Regions from separate parts of the Homo sapiens genome. Here region 2 is linked to region 1. A link is an interaction called in ENCODE POLR2A ChIA-PET data of the cell type or tissue named here. Cell type or tissue: MCF 10A. All regions are shown on one strand. Links, peaks and the distances in the headings refer to the core of each region. The heading gives the core; the rest is flanking DNA.

Region 1 (9,265 bases), core at 1,266-9,265:
GGGTCCCAGTGTACCTTCTACCAAAGTTCCATTTGAACAGATTCTTCTGTGTTCTCCCTAAGAAGCCTCTTATCCCAGAAACACTCCCTCAATGGACATAGGAAACCCTGGAGACCCTGGACTCTTCCTGCCCCTGGGGGTCCTGTGGCTGGGCTCCCCCTCCTGCAGCTCCCTTCCTCCCAGCATGCCACCACTAGCAGCCCACCATTCATTCATGTGGACTCTAAATCTGGCAATCCTTCTAGCCTTCTCACTCTGTCTGCTTCTAGAACCTTAGTCCCACCATCCCCGCCCTTCTACATCTCCATCCTTCTGTTTAGAATTTTTTTTCCCACTTTGTGCCCTTGTGAATTATTCATCCTTCAAGGCTCAGGTGGAGCATACATTCTTTCTTCAACCTTTCCCAGCCATCCCCAAAGAAAGCTGATTGATTCCCTAGTTAAATAAGGAAGGATGGGCTGGAAGCAGTGGCTCACGTCTGTAATCCCAGCACTTCGGGAGGCCGAGGCGGCCGGATGACGAGGTCAGGATTTCAAGACCAGCCTGGCCAACATGGTGAAACCCCGTCTCTACTAAAAATACAAAAATTAGCCGGGCGTGGGTGGCACATGCCTGTAATCCCAGCTACTCAGGAGCCTGAGGCAGGAAAATTGCTTGAACCGGGAGACAGAGGTTGTACTAAGCCTAGATGGTGCCACTGCACTCAAGCCTGGGTGACAGAGCAAGACTCCGTTTCGAGAAGAAAGAAAGAAGAAAGAGAAAAAAGAGAAGGAAGGCTGTCTTAGGGTCTGTATTTTGGACTCAACTATATAGAGGCTTCTGTTATCCATTTGACCTAGAATGACTTTGTAACGCTTGCCAGACCTGATTGAAATTTATCATTTTGTTCAAAAGCAATGTGCAAACACCATAACTGTGCTCAACAAAATGTTGCCACCAAATGTATCATTTACTCTGTGCATCACCCCTACCCTTCCCCACCTCCTTTCCTAAATTTTTACCTAAGATCAGCTAATCCAGTGATGAAATCCTTAAAGGGCTGAATGTGCCATGACTTTTGGCATGCTCTTGGTTGTTCTGCTCTTGAAGAAAGGGCAGTAAATTGTGCAAAGGAATCCTGGAGAAGTAAACATTGCCTCTGCTGCTGTCATCTGAGCTATACATGTCTCTGTTGGTCCTAAGGCATAGCATGGAGCCAGGCCTGATTCTAACCCCAGCATATGTCCTCTGCTGTTGAAAATCTTGGAATTTCAACATTTGGATTCCATCCTGATCCCAATGTCTTTCCCTGTCCTGGTCTGCCACAAACCCTCTTTCCTTAAAGGTTCAACTTGGCCTTCCTAGAGTTCATAGAGGAGAAAAAAAGCATCAGAGGCAGGAGGCCTGTTTTTAAAGAATGATATCACTTTGAAAGAGGAAAAGAGAAAAGTCAATGCAAGTTCTATAAAATCTCTTCTGTATCTGTGTTTATCGTATTATCTTTACATGTGTCTCCTCCACAGATTCCAAGCTCCTGAAAGCATTGAGCATGTCTTCTCCATCGTTTTTCTCCTCTAGAGTAGCCATTACAGATCTTTGCACAAAGTATACACCCAACAAATGCTAGATGGGTGGATTTCTGGGTAGATAAATGGGTGAAACAAAGGAAGGCAAAGTTTCTGTTTTGGGGCCAGAGCGGAGGAGCAGGAGGAAAAACACGCATCTGGTTCCACTGCCTTCCGGTGAGTTAACAGCATGAAACTACATCACCTGCAGACCCAGGAGTCACTGAATTCTGAAAATGACAGTACTTTAAGTTTGTTGGGGGGTTGGGGAACAGGGCAATGAAGTTTATGGAAGAGAAGCGCAAAGTTCTTGATAAAGTTCTTGTCTTAAAGACGTTTTCTTTGCAGGCTTGTTAATGAGTAACAAGCAGTATTAGCAGAAGAAAGACCTGTTTGTCTCTATCACCAACAGCTTCCTGAGTCCCCTTTCTCAGAACTCCAAACAAAACAGTTTCTCTATTCCCTCCGGCCACTGCACTTTTCCCAGTAACACAATCTGGGCTCTGTTAAGGAAGGGTTTGTTTGTTTATTTATTTATTTATTTATTTATTTTTATTTTTTGAGATGGAGTCTCATTCTGTTGCCTTGGCTGGAGTGCAGTGGCGTGGTCTCAGCTCACTGCAACCTGCACCTTCTGGGTTCAAGCAATTCTCCTGCCTCAGCCTCCCAAGTAGCTGGGATTACAGGCACCTGCCACTACACCTGGCTGATTTTTGTATTTTTAATAGAGACGCGGTTTCACCATGTTGGCCACACTGGTCTTGAACTCATGACATCGTGATCTGCCTGCCTCGGCCTCCCAAGAGGGAGGGTTTAATGCAGACAGTGGTGTTTAGGAGGCTGAAAGCAGGAGAGAGCTTATCACTTTGCCCTCAGAGTTTGCTTTCCCTATCCCTGGCACCCACTCTGATGTCTTGCTCCTTGAAACATTCTTGACCTTAGCATTCCCCAATCAAACCACATTTGAATAAGAGAACATCTTGAGATGTTTTGTTCACCACTTAAGTCACAAGAAGACAGGAAATGCCAATGTCACAAATCAAAACCTGTTGTGAACTTGAAAAGGTCTGTGTCAAGGTTTCCCAAGAAACATTAGGCTCAGAGAATAAGTGCCTGGGAGACACCCTGGAAAGGTCTGTGGGTGACTAAGAAGAAAGCAAAAGGCTAGGAGAAAAAAAGGGAAGATGGATAAGAAGTTCAGGCACGGTCCCATGGCTCACGCCTGTAATCCCAATGCCTTGGAAGGACAAGGCAGGAGGATTGCTTGAGCCCAGGAGTCCAAGACGAGCCTGGGTAACAGAGTGAGAACCTGTCTCTACAAAAAATAAAAAATCAGCTGTGTGTGGTGGCTCATGCCTGTGGTCCCAGCTACTCGGGAGGCTGAGGCAGGAGGATCTCTTGAGCCTGGGAGGTTGAGACTGCAGTGAGTTATGATTGTGACACCGCAATCCAGCCTGGGTGACCCAGTGAAACTTCAACTCAACAAGAAAGAGGAAGAGAAAGAGGAAGAGGAAGAAGAAGAGAAGAGGAAGAAGAAGAAGAGAAGAGAAGAGGAAGAAGAAGAAGTCCAAACAACAGAGAGATGAGAAGAGAGATGTGGTGAAGGAGCAAGCCAATCAAAGAACAAAAGGCATCCTATGTGGACAGTTTGTGGCAATTGCCTCTCACATAAATAAATGTACTGACGCCAGTTCTAAGTTGAGAGGTGAGGCTTGCTTCTGCGAAGAATGGCAGAGATATCCTTGCAGAGTCCTTTCTTTAGGGCATGTGTGACTGTTCATTTCTCCACTTTTCCCGTTAAGACTGTGAGCTCTTTGAGCTTAGAACTTGTTATAATTATCTTGGAATCCAGTACCTAGCACTGTGCCTGGCACATGGTCAATGCCCAGCAAATGCTTGTCAAAAGAAAAATCAATCAAGGAAGGAAGAATGACCTCACCAGAACTGTCTTAAGGGGCACCCCAGGGAAGCACAGCTCACAAAAGTTCAAGTGGGAAGCCAGGCTTAGGTATCTCTTCAACTTATGTGATGGATGGCAGTGTTGCTGCTTCACCTAAATTTAAATCCCCCGTGATAACATCTTGAACCCTTTGTGGAAAGAAGGCATTTTAGATGTGCTCTCTTCATTAATTTTTGTACAATAATTTTCTATCCCCACTGCGATGCCTGGGCTTCAAGTCACCTGCATGACCATGTTGCTTTCAGCAAGTTCAGAACCTCTTTATGGCTCAAAGGCTCCCAACTGCCACCTGGGGTAACAACACCTACCTCATGAGGTTATGAGGGCTAAATGAATTAATATTTGTAAAATGGTTTGAACTGTGCCTGGCACGCAGCAAGTTTCATATGTTTGTTGAATAAAAATAAGTAGATAAAAAGTCTTACAAAGGAAAACACAGATTTATATGCAGAAATCCTCTTTATGTTTTCTTGTGTTACACAAAAATTCCTCATCTTGGTCTTCAATTTGTTCCTGAGGGAAGAGATCTGGAAAAGCAAGGATAGCCTTTTGGCTCAGCCCACTTTTGGGGAAATAGAATTTTCTGCCTGAACCCATCTGAGACAGGTGCATTTACTATAGGGAGCATATCCATCTGCAGAACTCAAATATCAGGGTGAGGCCAGAAGGAAAGGTGTAGTTGGAAAGCCAGGAAATTCGATTTTTTTTTTAAGATGGAGCCAAGAGACACTAATTTCCTTAGTAGAAATATTATGCACTTTGGCTGGGTGCAGTGGCTCATGCCTGTTATCCCAGCAATGTGAGAGTCCGAAGAGGGTGCATCACCTCAGGTCAGGAGTTTGAGACCAGCCTGGCCAATATGGTGAAACCCCGTCTCTACTAAAAATACAAAAATTAGCCAGGCGTGGTGGCTTGTGCCTGTAATCCCAGCTACTCAGGAGGCTGAGGCAGAAGAATCACTTGAACCCAGGAGGTGGAGTTCGCAGAGAGCTGAGATCGCACCACTGCACTCCAGCCTAGGTGACAGAGCAAGACTCTGTCTCAAAAAAACAAAAACAGAAAAATATTATGCACTTTGTAATAGAAGAAAATATATGTAAGATAATCTGCTATGCACCACTTAATACTCATCTTATTTAATATTTATAACCACCTAGCAAAGTAGTTATTGACTCTGTTTCACAGATGAGGAAACTTTAACTGGGAGAGGTTAGGTCACTTGCCAAAAATCACACAACTGGTTAGAGGCAGAGACTGAGTTTGCACTGAAATTTGACTTCATTCCAAAGCCTTTTGTGGACTCCCTAAAGCTGGTTACAGAGCATGTGCTACAGGCATGCTACCAGAAGACAGAAGGAATTTCAACCCGGCAGGGCAGGGACCCAGCCTGAGGTTTTCTTAGGACACCAAGGTTTCCTTAGGAAAAGCAAGCTGGTCTGGTTCTGTAAGCATATTGCAAAACTCTCCATTGCTCAGTCATTGCATCAGCATCCTGGAGGCTGGAAGGGAGCTCCCTAGAGCTACCTGGTCCTCCTCAGTTTCAGAAAGCTCAATGCAAAATACAGGTGATACTGACAGCAAGCAGTCTCCCTGTTTAAAAAGATCACGGTCAGTCCTGCAAACTGAAAAACTTTTCTCAAGGATTGTGCTTTGTAAGTGGCACAAAAAGATGATTCTGCGCAAGAGACCCAGAAGACCCTGTGGCAAATGGAAACAGTGCTACTCTCAGATCTTCTACTGAGCTGAGGGAAGAGCCACAATATCTCTTTTTTTTCTTTTTCTTTTTCTTTTTTATTTTTTATTTTGGAGATGGAGTCTCACTCTGTCACCTAGGCTGGAGTGCAGTGGTGCAATCTTGGCTCACTGCAACCTCCGCCTCTTAGGTTCAAGTGATTCTCCTGCCTCAGCCTCCTGAGTAGCTGGGATTACAGGTGCCCACCACCACGCCCGGCTAATTTTTGTATTTTTAGTAGAGATGGGGTTTCGCCATGTTGGCCAGACTGGTCTTGAACTCCTTAACTCAGGTGATCCACCCGCCTTGGCCTCCCAAAGTGCTGGGAATACAGGCGTGAGCCACTGAGCCCGGCCCACAATCCCTTTTCAATTCAAACCCACTTTGCTAGAAAAATCTTCATTCCTCCCTACTTCCTGCAGGATGAAATCTCACCTTGGTTTGGGGCTTGAAATCTCATTTTCCCCACTAGACTGTGAGCTCTTTGAGCCTAGAACTTGTTATAATTATCTTGGAATCCCCCACACCTAGCACTGTGCCTGGCACATGATCAGTGCCCAGCAAATGCTTGTCAAAGAAGAATTAATCAAGGGAGGAAGACTGGTCTCACCAGAACTGTCTTAAGGGGGACCCCAGTGAGGCACAGCTCACCCTCCCACTAAACTTACCTAAAACTCTCCTTGTTCCTGCCAGCTGGGTTTGCTGTCTGTATCTGGGGCATACCTAGGCCCAGATCAGGCTCAACACTTTTGTTCACACCAGCTGCTTTCTCCTTCATTCTAACTACCCCAACCTGAAGTAGCTTTTCCTCTTTCTGACCAGTTCCAGCTGTCCTCAGATTTATTAGGCAATAAATTGCATACTCCTGATATGCCCCCGACAGCAATTCTACTGTTGTCTTGGGCTGTTCTATAAATCCTTTATTGTTAAGGTTTCACATGCTCACATCTTACCTGTTCAAATAGATTATCAGATACTGGAGGGCAAGTGCCCTGTATAATCTATCACTGCATTTTCATGCTAGCCTCTGCAGTGCCTGACACCTAGGTGTCAACCAACATTTCTAGGTTTATTTTGAAGATGGGCCAACTCTCTATGCTCCCATCTTTCTGTTTTTACCAAGAGTGTCCTGAACAGACAAAAAGTAATTTGGTAGCAATTTTCTGTCAGAACATATTTGAAATTTAACATTTCTGAGAATCTCTGCTGTCTCATTGGAAATGAAGGAAACAAACATTTGCTGAGGGCCCACTATGTGCCAGGCACTGTGATAGGAGCTTACATATACAGCTAGAAGAAATTGAGCCACCAAGACCTGAGGAGGAAGGTTCCTGTCTCAGCCCATTTTCTGCTGCTATAACACAATACCACAGACTGGGAAATTTACAAAGAACAGAAATGTATTTCTCACAGTTCCAGAGGCTGGGAACTCCAAGATCAAGGCGCTGGCTGGTTCAGTTGCCTGGTGAGGGCTGCGTCCTCCAGAGAGGAGGAACATCGAGTCTTCACATGGTGGAAGGCAGAAGCGTCAATCAGACAAATGCTATATGAAGCCTCTTTTGTAAGGGTCTTAGTCCCATTCAGCTGGGAGAAGCCCTCATGACCTAATCACCTCTTAAAGGCCTAAATCACCTAAATTTAGGTGACCTAAATCACCTCTTAATACTATCACCTGAATTTTGGGGCGGTCACATTCAAACCATAACAATCCCTAAAACCCTGGACCCAATGTCTCCAATATCCTCAAAAAACAAAAATAACAAAACACCTTTCTGGATGGTTTCTATCCATGAACAGCTGCAGAAAGCTGATGGGGACCAAAAAAAGAGGGAAACCAGCTTAATTAATCCTGCTGCTGTTGCTGCTGCTCCCACCATAAAATATAGTAAAAATTGGAAGTGGGATACAGATCTGTCAACACATTCTTCTGATGTCACAAGTAGGCACTTTTACGCTCAGGACAAGGAGGCCATACCAATGGAATGCAGCCTGGTGCCTTATTTCCAGCAGTTACCCTCATCACTCCAGAACTGCGGGTGTCCCATGACTGGGCCAGGGTGGCCTGGGCCTTGCGGTCAGGAGCCACTGCTGTCAATCCACATCCTAAAAGGATTTCTTCTCTCTCAGGTCCTGCCTGCAGATCCCGGGATGTACCCGGTCAAGGTAGGGTTTTAACATTAGCCTTTTTTAAGTTCCCAAGATGATTTTAATGTGTGGCCAGAGTTTTTGCCTCTGAGCTTTGTTTCTGACCTCCTGGGATGCCAGAATGAAGATTCTGGGTTCTGTGCATCACCCTATCCCCAAGCCTTGATCAACCCTGGCCTGAGGCAACCCCACTCCTCCCTAAACATAGCCCCCAGGCATCAAGGAAGGCAATGGATTACTAACATTCTGCTCCACTATACTCCTTCCTGTTCCCCTCTTTTATCTGAAGTGCGGGCCCCTCCTCTCCGGGAGCCTTTTCCTGCACACCCTCAGTCCCCTGCACCTTCCCTCTTGGCAACAGTTATGATCCAGCACCTGGCCAGCACATACTCACCCACTACCTGGTGGTGGAATACAGCCACTCACATGGTCATGCTTTGTCTCCTCCCAGAAATCACAGACTCCTTGGGGACAAGAAACATTCCTTGTACCTCTTTATGCTTTAACAGTGACAAGCATGGAATGCTGTGCACACAATAGACATAAGAGGTGCTTAAATATTGACGGGAGGAAGAGAGGGAAGGAAACAAGGAAGGATAAATTCTTATTCAGCATCTCTCATGAAGCTTGTGGTGAAACAATGAACAAGTAAGTAGAAGATAAAATAGTTTCCAGAGAGTGGTATGTGTAATTTAAAAATTAATAAATCAGCATAAGGAGATGGGCAATGGATGAATAAATAAATGAATGTATGAACTTACCAAATTTCTGGTAAATGCAAACAACACAAATATTTAAGTTATGCCCACCCAGGATTTTTCCCACCAGATGTATAGAGCTAGAGGGAGCCACTAAATGTTTAAATTAGTTTGTGAGGGCTGTCATAACAAAATACCACAGACTGGGTGGTTTAAACAACAGAAATTTGCTGTCTTACAGTTCAGGAGGCTAGAATTCTGATATCAAACTGTCAGCAGTGTTGCTTCCTTCTAAGGATTGAGGGAAGTATTTGTTCCAGATCTCTCTTCTTGGCTTGTAGATGTCCATCTCTTCCCTGTCTTTTTTTTTTTTTTGAGATGGAGTCTCGCTCTGTCGCCCAGGCTGGAGTGCAGTGGTGCAATCTCAGCTCACTGCAAGCTCCACCTCCCGGGTTCATGCCATTCTCCTGCCTCAGCCTCCCAAGTAGCTGGGACTACAGGCACCCGCCACCACACCTGGCTAATTTTTTGTATTTTTAGTAGAGACGGGGTTTCACCATGTTAGCCAGGATGGTCTCGATCTCCTGACCTCGTGATCCACCTGCCTCAGCCTCCCAAAGTGCTGGGATTACAGGCATGAGCCACCGCGCCTGGCCTCTTCCCTGTCTTTTTACATTGTCTCCCCTCTATTTGTGTCTCTGTATTCAAATTTCCCCTTTTTTTTAAGGATACCAGTCATATTGGATTAGGGCTCTGATATGCCTTGGCTCTGTGTCCCCACTTAAATCTCATCCCCAATTGTAATCCCCATAATCCCCATGTGTTGAGAGAGGGACCTGGTGGGAGGTGATTGGATCATGGGGGTGGTTTCCCCCATGCTATTCTCATGATAGTGAGTGAGTTCTCATGAGATCGATGATTTTGTAAGTGTTTGACAGTTCCTCCTTCAGATTCGCTTTCTCTCTCACACACACACCTGCTGCCATGTAAGACATGCCTGCTTCCTCTTCCGCCATGACTGTAAGTTTCCTGAGGCCTCCCCAACCACGTAGAACTGTGAGTCAATTAAACCTCCTTTGTTTAAAAATTGCCTAGTCTCAGGTATTTCTTTATAGTAGTGTGAGACTGGACTAATACAGTAAATTGGTACCAGGAGTGGGGCACTGCTATAAAGATAACCTGAAAA
Region 2 (11,158 bases), core at 1,245-9,244, 57 kb after region 1:
CTAAAAATACAAAAATTAGCTGGGTGCGGTGGCACGTGCCTGTAGTCGCAGCTCCTCGGGAGGCTGAGGCAGGAGAATCACTTGAACCCAGGAAGCAGAGGTTGCGGTGAGCCGAGATTGCGCCACTGCACTCCAGCCTGTGCGACAGAGCGAGACTCTGTCTCAAAAAAAAAAAAAAAGACTTAAACTTCCTCCCCAAGGATTTGCCTAGACCAAGGTGGTTTCCAATTTTCCAGATCATTAAATAGCAAAATGCCCATTTCCTATTATTTTATTTTCAGGTAGCCTTCAGCAAGTTCCTCGTCAACAGTCTGTAAGGCCATGTCTAATATAGGCTACCTTCCCTCTTCTGGGTGATAGGAGGCTCTTTTGCCATCACAATGGAATTTGATTTTTTTTTTTTTTTTTGAGATGAAATTTCATTCTTGTTGCCCAGACTGGAGTGCAATGGCATGATCTCGGCTCACTGTAAGTTCTGTCTCCCAGGTTCAAGCGATTCTCCTGCCTCAGCCTCCTGAGTAGCTGTGGTTACAGGCATGAGCCACCACACTAGGCTAATTTTTGTATTTTTAGTAGAGACAGGGTTTCACCATGTAGACCAGGCTAGTCTCAAACCCCTGATCCACCCACCTCAGCCTCCCAAACTGCTGGGATTACAGGCATGAGCCACCGCGTCCAGCCTTGATTTTTATTTTTTTTGGCAAATCATCATTTGGCTGTCACATAGTATGTATCCTCTTCCTAAAGCAACACAATCCTAGTTTTGGCAGGGAATAAGTTGTTTTTTAAGGGAGCATGATGAAGCTTCTTTCATAAGTAATCATTTGGATGCCAATAGACTATAGCCTCAACACTAAAGTTCAAGGTAAGGGTCCAGTCTCTCTTTTAAATGGGAACCTGGCAGAAGCACTGAGGTTTGTCCCCAGATTCACTGGGTCTTTGGGCACTTTCCAGAGGGGAAAAAATGTATTAGATTGCTTGTAAGGCTTTAGCCAGTCTCTAAAATTTGCAACTTTTGACTCATTCCCTTTGGAGATAAGTTTTGCTGTATCTTTGACAAAATCCTATAGATTACCATTAACCCTGCAGATGTACAAAATATCAGCATGGATTATTTCAATTTGGTTTGTCTTGCTCTGTGGCCCAGGGTGGAGTACAGTGGCATGATCTTGGCTCACTGCAACCTCCGCCTCCGGGGTTCAAGCAATTCTCCTGCCTCCTGAGTAGCTGAGACTACAGGCATGTACCACTGCACCTGGCTAATTTTTCTATTTTTTAGTAAAGGCAGGGTTTTACTATGTTGGCCAGGCTGGTCTCGAACTCCTGACCTCAAGTGATCTGCTGGCCTTGGCCTCCCAAAGTGCTAGGATTACAGGCATGAGCCACCACTGGCTTGTACTTTCTCTGTGAGGAAGATTCCAAACTACTGCTTAATGTTCCATTCTATTAGCAAGTAATGCAAATCTTAATTTAGATAGAAGACAGCCACTTCTTGGCTTCCAGAGTGATTGTCATACTGGCCTCAAGTTACTCCTTCAAGACATTATGGGGAAGGGGGTCAGGACAATTTCTGTTTTGTGTTCAAGAGAAATATTTAGTATCCCCATACCTTCTGAGTGTACTGTTACCTACCTCTAATTCCTGATTTCCTTAGCTTAAGTATTCTATCTATTCAAAGTTGCCCTGCAATGTGACTTTACCTTCATAATTCTGACTCTATATAGTTGTAGAGGCCTCTAAAGTCTTAATAATGAATCTAATATTCTTTGCAGTCTTTTAAAAAATTGATATAATGGTCTACTGTCTCCCTTCTTTGACCTTTCTACTATTTCCACAACTTCACAGTCCTTAAAAGTGAGAGAGTCAAAGTCTACATTCTGTTATCTAATTCCACTTTGTTTCTCATCTGCCTTGTCCATCCTTATAAAGTTAGTGATCAATCCCATGTGAGATTGTTCTCTTGATACATAGCTCCAGATTTCCTTCTTGGCACTGGTCTGCACCCTCTCCTGCTTTGGGGATGGAACATAAATATCCTACTGGAATCTGTTAACAAAGTAGGCCTATAGTGGCCTGGGGTAGCAGTAGTTTTCATTTGTCCAGTGTGCTGTTGCAGCCCTTCATCTTAAAAAATTTTTTTTGTAATGGAACTTCTCTTTCTTGTGGGGACAGTTTCTTCAAGGGTGGGTATATGGGATGGATCTGGCCAGTAGAGTATTCCATTCCTCACTTCAGCTATGCCCTGAACTCTTATGTATGTACACATGCCCTCATTTTCTTGGTATTCATCATATGTTGCCTTGGGCCAGTAATAATTCATCCATCCATTCACTCAACAAATATTTGTTGAGGACCTTCAAAATACCTAGCCTATATCTTTTTTCTTCCAAAACAGATTCAAAATTCTTCAGGACACTGATAATGTCTTGTTTCTTTTTAAAAAATTCACTCTCGGGCCTGGCGTGGTGGCTCACGCCTGTAATCCCAGCACTTTGGGAGGCTCAGGTGGGTGGATCACCAGAGATTGGGAGTTTGAGACCAGTCCGACCAACATGGAGAAGCCCCGTCTCTACTAAAAATACAAAATTAGCCGGGCATGGTGGCACACACCTGTAATCCCAGCTACTCAGGAGGCTGAGGCAGGAGAATCACTTGAACCCGGGAGGCGGAGGTTGCGGTGAGCCAAGATCATGCCATTGCACTCCAGCCTGGGCAACAAGAGCAAAACTCCATCTCAATAAATAAATACATAAATACATAAATACATAAATTCACTCTCATTGAGTACAATACTTTGCACATAATAGGTATTTAGTAAGTGCTCACTAATTAAATTCCAACTGCAATCATACTTCTAATCTGGTAGGACCCTATATATACATCTTTCCTTTTAAAAAATCTTGTATCCATATATTAAATGCTATGAACATTGTTCTGTATTCCAAGAGTATCAGTGTCCAAGGCATCTATTTATTTTAATGCAATTATTAAACAACAATTGCTATAACATATAAAGGAGTAAACAGTTAAATGAGAAAAAGAAGGACCATGGGAAAAAATCACATTATAAATTACTCTCATTTTATGTGACTTCTCTTGCCTGCTCAGAGCATACCTTCATGCCTTTTCTTTAATATTATCCCAAGAACATAGTGGAATGTCATGTACCTGTGGCTGCTCAATACTTTTTCATCAATGTGGTAAAGTTGAGCTAGAAAAGGTATAGTTTTCTGTGCTTCCATTTTTTTTATTTTTTTATTTTTTAGAGAGGTCTCTCTGTGTCACCCAGGCTGGAGTGCAGTGGCCCAATCACAGCTCACTGCAGCCTTGACCTCCTAGGCTCAAGTGATCCTCCTGCCTCAGTCTCTGAAGTAGTTGGGGTTACAGGTGTCCATCATCACACTTGGCTATTTTTTTTGAGAGAGAGGGTCTCACTATGTTGCCCAGGCTGGTCTCGAACTCTTTTTCTCAAGTGATCTGCCTACCTTGGCCTCCTAAAGTGCTGGAATTACAGGAGTGAGCCACTGTACCCAGCTGTTGCCTCCATTTTTTAACCTGTAAAATGGGAGAAGTATTACCTGTTTTGCCCACCTTATAGGTTTTGATGCACAACTACTACTATAATGTTCATTATAAACTATTAAGCTCTGTATAAAAAGTAGAACCCGAGTTTCCGCTTAGGCAAATGTATTAGTCCATTTTAACGCTGCTGATAAAGACATACCTTAGACTGGGAAGAAAAAGAGATTTAATTGGACTTACAGTTCTACATGGCTGGGGAGGCCTCAGAATCATGGCAGGAGGTGAAAGGCACTTCTTACATGGTGGCAGCAAGAGAAAATGAGGAAGAAGCAAATGTGGAAACCCCAGATAAACCCATCAGATCTTGTGAGACTTACTCACTACCAGAATAGCAAGGGAAAGACTGGCCCCCCATGATTCAATTACATCCCACCGAGTCCCTCCCATGACAGATGGGAATTATGGGAGCTACAATTCAAGATGAGATTTGGGTGGGACACAGCCAAACCTCACTTGATGCAAGTTTGGCTGTGTCCCCATCCAAATCACTTGCTGATATGGTTTGGCCGTGTCCCCACCCACATCTCAACTCGAATTGTAGCTCCCAGAATTCCCACATGTAGTGGGAGGGACCTGGGGGGAGGTAATTGAATCATGGGGGCAGGTTTTTCCCATGCTGTTCTTGTGATAGTGAATAAGTCTCATGAGATGTGATGGTTTTATAAAGAGGAGTTCCCTTGCACATGCCCTCTTGCCTGCAGCCATGTAAGATGTCCTCTTCCTTTGCCCTCCACAGTGATTGTGAGGCCTCCCCAGCCATGTGGAACTGTGAGTCCATTAAACCTTTTTCCTTTACAAATTACCCAGTCTCGAGTATATCGTTATTAGCAGCATGAAAAGGAACTACTACAGCAAGGTTCAGGTTCTTAAAATAGCATTTTAAGTGGAAATTACATACTTTCAAAATTACCCTTTACAAGACCTTAAATATCAATAAATTTAGTCAGGCCAGTTTTTCCTCCAGTATTGGAATGTATCACTCTTTCTTTGGTTGAGCACCAGATGAAGAATTGTATTTGACTTGCATATATGGGTTGTGTTGTTAAAAAAAAAAAAGCCCTGAACTGTTTTTAAAAACTACCAATACTTTCATTTTCGTGAAATGGTAACACAAATAAGAACCTTGCGGAAATGGGGACCACCAAGTGAGGAAACAGCAGATGGACCTCCCATTCTCATATTCTATATGAGCTATTGATTACATTAACTCTATATGAGCTATCTGATTACATTAATAATGAACTAATTAGGAATAGTTTCGCAATCCGTATTTCATTGGCTCCTGTCTTTGCTTGCTGATGCCGAACTTCAGCTCCTTGCAAAATCCTCTGCCCATAATTTCTAAGAGCCCCTACACAGTGTTTTACATGGGCTCAAGAATAAGGCATATCTGCGGCCACGTGGATATCTGCTGCTGAGTTTTCTTGAACACTTCTAGTACTCATCAGTGAGCCAGCCCCATTAAGCCAGGTCATTACCATGTGCTGCTGGACATCTTCATGACCTCCGTTGTGGCCCTCAAAGAATCAAAATGCTTGTTTCCTGGAATCTCCAATACTGCAAAATCGTGCCATCATTTTCTGCACAAGTGGCAACAAGCTGTAACCCCTCATCTTTTGATTATGTTGTGTGATGTAGTAATGATTTTAGTGCACTCCTATTTCTGCTCTTGGTACTTTCCTAGTGGACTCCACGAGGCTGTATTGGAATATGAATCTTCAAGATAGGTAAGGTGTCATTCCCTCAATCCAAGGATTAACAGCTGGCATGGCATGGGCACTGACCAACTGGAACACTGGCTGGTGCACTGTAGCTGTGCAAATTGACTGAAAAGCAGTCTGGCCAACCCCCACCTCTCTGTCATCCACACTTCTTGGCAGTCTTTCCACCAAAACCCTTATGTAAATCACCTCTTGGCAGCCTGAAACTACCAATTTGCCAGATATGCCATGACATGTTTGAAGCCTGGTGGTGAACGGAGACTTGCCCCAAGCTGTGATTCTATTTGAATGCATCTAATTAAGAAATTTTGATACTCAAATTATATTGTAGAACCGATAATAGGAAAAAAATTAATGTAAGAAAAAATTCAGAAAACTAAAAAATTAATAAAACAACTTTTTTGGGGGGAGTATTTTCTCAGAGTGCTTGTCCATATGCAGATATTTTATAAAGTTGTAATTTTGATGGTTATAATTGTTTCGCTTTTTCAATTACAATCACACTACTCATTTTGCCAACATTTACTGAGTTCCCACGATGTGCACAGCATTGACTGAGATCAAGAGAAATGCCTTACACCTCCATGTAATTCTATTTATACTGGAAGAAAGTTAGATAATGAAGGCAAAGCATGTGCGTGTCCTCATTTGGCAACTCCCTGTTGATGAATTCTTTTTTTCCCACTAGATGGTTTCTCTGGTGCTTAGAAGTACTTCACTTTAACTCCTCTCATGCCAGATTAAAAGCTTAACCTCCATAGGATAGTTTGCTTCCTCAGAGTTCCAGCTGATATGGCTGTGTAAGATATTTGTTTTTAATTCTAAAAGGGTCCAAGAGCCTTTGGCCTTGGAAATATTTTTAAAATGCAGTTGAATAAACCAGTTAGGTTTTAAAGCATATACAGCAGTTTTCTCAATTTGTTGCAAGCAAATGTTTCCCACCATATGTGGCACAGACCTGGGCACACAGTAGACAACAAGCACTTCCTGGTGGAATTAGGATATTCGTGTCTTTTCATGTGTTGTCCAACACAGGCCAGCAAAATTTATGAAATTCTATATAATCATATTTAAAGTCCTTAAGGATAAAAAGTACAATTGGAACACTTTTGATAAGAAGACTAAAAATGAAAACTGTATTCAAATTGTCAAGAAGTGGTTAGAGAAAGTAGAAGTGTACTCAACTGTCTCGGACATGTTGAGTCCTCAAAAAAAAAAAAAAAAAAAAAAAAAAGAAAAAAAACCAGACTGGGTATAGTGGCTCACACCTGTAATCCCAGCACTCTGGGGGCCAAGGTGGGAGGATTGCTTGAGGCCAGGAGTTCAAGACCAGTCTGGACAACGTAGGAAGACCTCTGCCTTTACAAAAATAAAAAAATTAGCTAGGTCAGTTGTGTGCCTGTAAGTCCCAGCTACTTGGGAGGCTAAGGCGGGAGGATTGCTTTATCCCTGGAGGTAGGCTGCAGTGAGCCATGATCACACATCTGCACTCCAGCCTGGGTGACAGAGCAACAAATTATCTAAACAATAACAACAACAATAAAAACAAACAAACAGAAAAGAAAAAACAATCAGAGTTGATATTTTCCTAAGACTCCTAACTGGTCCTAAGAGTAGCAAGATTTAGTTAGGGGAATAATGGTTATTTTTCCTAAATTACTACTTTTATCTTCAAGTACTGAACACTACTAGTGCATACACAATATACATTGTAAAAATAAAGAACAACAGCACCAGCCTGGACAACATGGCAAGACCCTGTCTCTACAAAGTAATTAAAATAGCTGGGTGTGGTGGCATGCACTTGTAGCCCCAGCTACTGCGGGGGAAGGGGGCAGTGGCAGGGCATGGCTGAGGCAGGAGGGTTGACCTGAGCCCAGGAGTTTGAGGTTGCAGTGAGCTATGATCACACCACTGCACTCCAGCCTGGGCAGCAGAGCGAGACCCCATCTCTAAAAATAAAAATAAAAAAATAAGACAGCAGAGATAGTAAAACATCTTAAAACTGAGCTATAAACTCTCATAAGGATCCTTTCTGGTTTCATATCTGGCACTTCATACTACTGTCTGATCTAGATGTTACAGAGAAACACATTCCTTGAGGCTTTGTACATTCCTTCCCATTTTCTTTCAAGATTCCATCCTACAGGGCACAGGAATGAAGCATCCTGATACAATTCAAATAAAGTTTTGGCCTGATTAAGGGAGACCAGTCCTCTCTGCATTCTGAAATTCCTTTTTGGATGATCCATAGGAGGTCTTACTTTTTTTTCACTTCCCTGCACCCCTGGCCAAGGATATTCAATATCCAAGAAACCAAATACCAATTTTCTTGTAGCTTTCACATTTCCCATCAACATGACATAGATTAAAGACCAAAAGACTTCTGTTCCATTCTGAGAGATGTGAGTCCCATTTCCATGTGAAGGAAATCTGACCGTTCCCGATTTACAGCTACTGAGGGCCTAAAATATTTGTTCTGAGAATTTCTCAGGCCTATATTTATTACATTTTAATGCACATAAAACAAAGCTGAATTCCTAGAATTTGCTGTAAAGAAGTATACTTCAAGTATTCAATCAACACATACTGTTTTCAATTCATTTATTCAATGTGAAAATATTTACACTCTTGTATAAAAAAGCTCTTTTCAAAAAATGTGAATGGAAATGAGGTAAAATAAATAAAATTGAAGTAGTTCAAAATAATCTAATCGGTAATAATATAGTAAACCACATGATTATACCCTTAGAAGTAAACATGTGACAAGCATGAAAAACTAAAAGGATTTGTTAGAGGCATGTGAACCAGAGCAACTCCATCTTAAACAGGAGCCGGGCAAAATGAGGGTGAAATCTATTGGGCTGCATTCCCAGATGGTCAGTTAAGGCATTCTAAGTCACAGGATGAGATAGGAGGTCAGCACAAAATACAGGTCTTAAAGACCTTGCTGATAAAACAGGTTGCAGTAAAGGAGCTGGCCAAAACCCACCAAAACCAAAATGGCGACGAGAGTGACCTCTGGTCGTCCTCACTGCTACACTCCCACCAGTGCCATGACAGTTTACAAATGTGCCATGACAGTTTAGACCCTATGTGGTCCAAAAAGGGGAGGCATGATTAATCCACTCCTTGGTTAGCATATCATCAAGAAACGACCATAAAGAATGGGCAACCAGGCCAGGTGCGGTGGCTTATGCCTGTAATCCCAGTACTTTGGGAGGCCAAGGCGGGCAGATCAACTGAGGTCGGAAGTTCAAGACCAACCTGACCAACATGGAGAAACCCTCACTCTACTAAAAACACAAAATTAGCCGGGCGTGGTGGCGCATGCCTGTAATCTCAGCTACTCGGGAGGCTGAGGCAGAATTGCTTGAACCTGGGAGGTGGAGGTTGTGGTGAGCCGAGATCACGCCATTGCACTCCAGCCTGGGCAACAAGAACGAAAACTCCATCTCAAAGGAAAAAAAAAAAAGGGCAACCAGCAGCCCTCAGGGCTGCTCTATGTAGTAGCCATTCTGTTATTCCTTCATTTTCTTAATACTTGCTTTGACTTTTGCACTGTGGGGTCACCCTGAATTCTTTCTTGTGTGAGATCCAAGAACCCTCTCCTGGGGTCTGGATCATGACCCGTTTCCTGTAACAGATTCAAGTGTTTTTCTTTTATTTTCTATAGTATACTCCTTTAAGATGTCAAAATCAGAGTATTTATATAATTTGCCAAAGGCTTGATATGCAACTTTTCATACAACCAGTCTATTTCACAGTGACAGTGTTTCAAACACTCTCCCTCTTCTTTTTGGGTAGTCATTCATTAATTTCCCATTTGGGCACACCTCACTGGTTATAAGACACATAACCAACTATGCCACATCTTGTTACTCTGGGCATATTTTCAGCAACAGGAAAAACCACAGTGTATGTTACTTCAGAGGCTTTCCTATAATGGTAATGTCTTACATCTGCTAAAGTACCTCTCCACTGTCTACAGGACAAAGCCCAGTTTTTTTTTTTTTTTTTTCCTGTAACAAAGCTCCCTCAAACCTACCTTTTCAACCTTATCTTCCATTAGTCTTCTCTATCAGCTTTTTGTTCCAGCCAAACTGGTTTTCCCAAAGTCAGAAGAACAGAGTCACACTGTCCTTAATTGCTGTTACAGCTCCACCCACATGCAGGTTTACTAAAGAGAGGTTTTATCTGATGGGTTGAAATTGAAGTGATGGAAAGTAATTTACCTCCCCTCTTCTTTCTTCATCTTCAAATCCTACTACTCCTCCTTTAAGATCACTTTAGATTGAAGTGTCCTCCACTCACCTATTATAAATAGGAATGCATGGGCAATTTATTTTAAACTTTGTAGTAACAACCATATTAACAAATTATAGGCCAGGCATGGTGACTCACGCCAGTAATCCTAGCGTTTTGAGAAGCCATGGCACGCAGATTTTGAGCCCAGGAGTTTGAGACCAGTCTGGGCAACATGGCGAAACCCCATTTATACAAAAAATACAAAAATTAGCTGGGTGTGGTGGTGCACCCTTGTAGTCCTAGCTACTTGGGGGGCTGAGGCAGCAGGATCCCTTGAACCTGGGAGGTTGAGGCCGCAGCACTCCAGCCTGGAGGACAAAGTGAGACCCTGTCTCAAAAAAATAAATAAAAACCAAATTATGTTCTGTCTCATAACTTTTATCAATTCAAAATGTGATTTTTATAATTTATTTAACTTTTCATGTAGTTGCTTCCCTAGAGGGTAAACTCCCAAAGGACACTGATCCTCTCATCCACCTTATATCAGATGCCTAGCAGGTGTCTCAAATATAATACTTACTCACTATTGTCTAGTTTTACTATTTTAACTTATATGACAAAGGATTATCATAAAAATTTTCGTTGGAAAGCTTTGCTGAGAAATGTGAATTTTTTTTAAGAATTCCATTGTAATTAGAGGCTTCTGAGGGACATGTGAATCATAGTGAAGAAATAATATAAATGTTATTTTTTGGGCCAATTCCCCTTAAAATCAAACACAGAGGTGGGGTACAGTGGCTTACACCTGTAATCCCAGCTACTTAGGAGGCTGAGGTGGGAGGACTGCTTGAGCCCAGAAGTTCAAGGCCATAGTGAGCTATGACTGTGCTACTGCACTCCATCCTGGATAACAGTGAGATTAAAAGATAAATAAAAGTAAAAAAATAGAAATTTATTATAAAAATACTAAGCAAAGACATTTAAATATTTTCATTTATATTTAAATATGTTATTGACGAGTTATTCTAATTTGTCTTCCTTTCCAATCTTGATCCAAATGTACTTATATTTTACAGATTGGAAATATGGTAGATATACAACCTGAAGTTCTATATTTTTCAATTAGTATTGTTTCCTAAACATATTTCTGAGTTACTTTTGGTGGTTGTATTTATTTTTACTGGCTGCCTAATATGGAGTTAATACAGCATAGTTTACTTTACTCCTCTATTATCCTGTGATATTTTCCTTTATTTTCTCTTGGCCCACATCTTAGACATTACATAATTTCAAACTATCTCAAGGTCTCCAAATACCTTGTTAAACATTTCAGCCATTGCATAACCTTTTCTCTTTGCCTGGAATGTTCTTTCCTTCCTTATCCATCTGTACAACTGTACAACTATTCTTTGTCTAAACTAGTGGTTCATAAACTTTTTTTTTTTTTTTTTTTTTGAGACGGAGTTTTGCTCTTGTTGCCTTGGCTGGAGTGCAATGGTGCGATCTCAGCTCACTGCAACCTCCACCTCCTGGGTTCAAGCAATTATCCTGCCTCAGCCTCCCAAGTAACTGGTATTATAGACGCCCGCCACCACGCCCAGCTAAGT

Evidence for each region. ChIA-PET counts read pairs that join two places held together with the same protein. Peaks named below come from ENCODE experiments on the same cell type or tissue, not always from the same donor. Only the 100,000 strongest peaks of a DNase experiment are listed, where the experiment ranks them.
Region 2: POLR2A ChIA-PET joins it to region 1 with 6 read pairs; 27 of 35 experiments call an interaction of 5 or more read pairs at or near these places.

Annotation. Positions count from the first base shown.
Region 1 is chr3:120,155,873-120,165,137 of GRCh38, reverse strand. All of the region lies in intron 1 of LOC105374065 (a long non-coding RNA gene), which reads right to left. Among named protein-coding and RNA genes, the nearest start is that of GSK3B-DT, 65 kb to the right of the region's middle. In MCF 10A, for the core only: no CTCF peak of the experiment used is centred there; a DNase peak (open chromatin) is centred at 4,867.
Region 2 is chr3:120,097,173-120,108,330 of GRCh38, reverse strand. GSK3B-DT (GSK3B divergent transcript) reads right to left here. Exons shown (of 3, transcript NR_186629.1): 2 at 3,486-3,555; 3 at 1-157. Among named protein-coding and RNA genes, the nearest start is that of GSK3B-DT, 7.6 kb to the right of the region's middle. In MCF 10A, for the core only: no CTCF peak of the experiment used is centred there; a DNase peak (open chromatin) is centred at 5,480.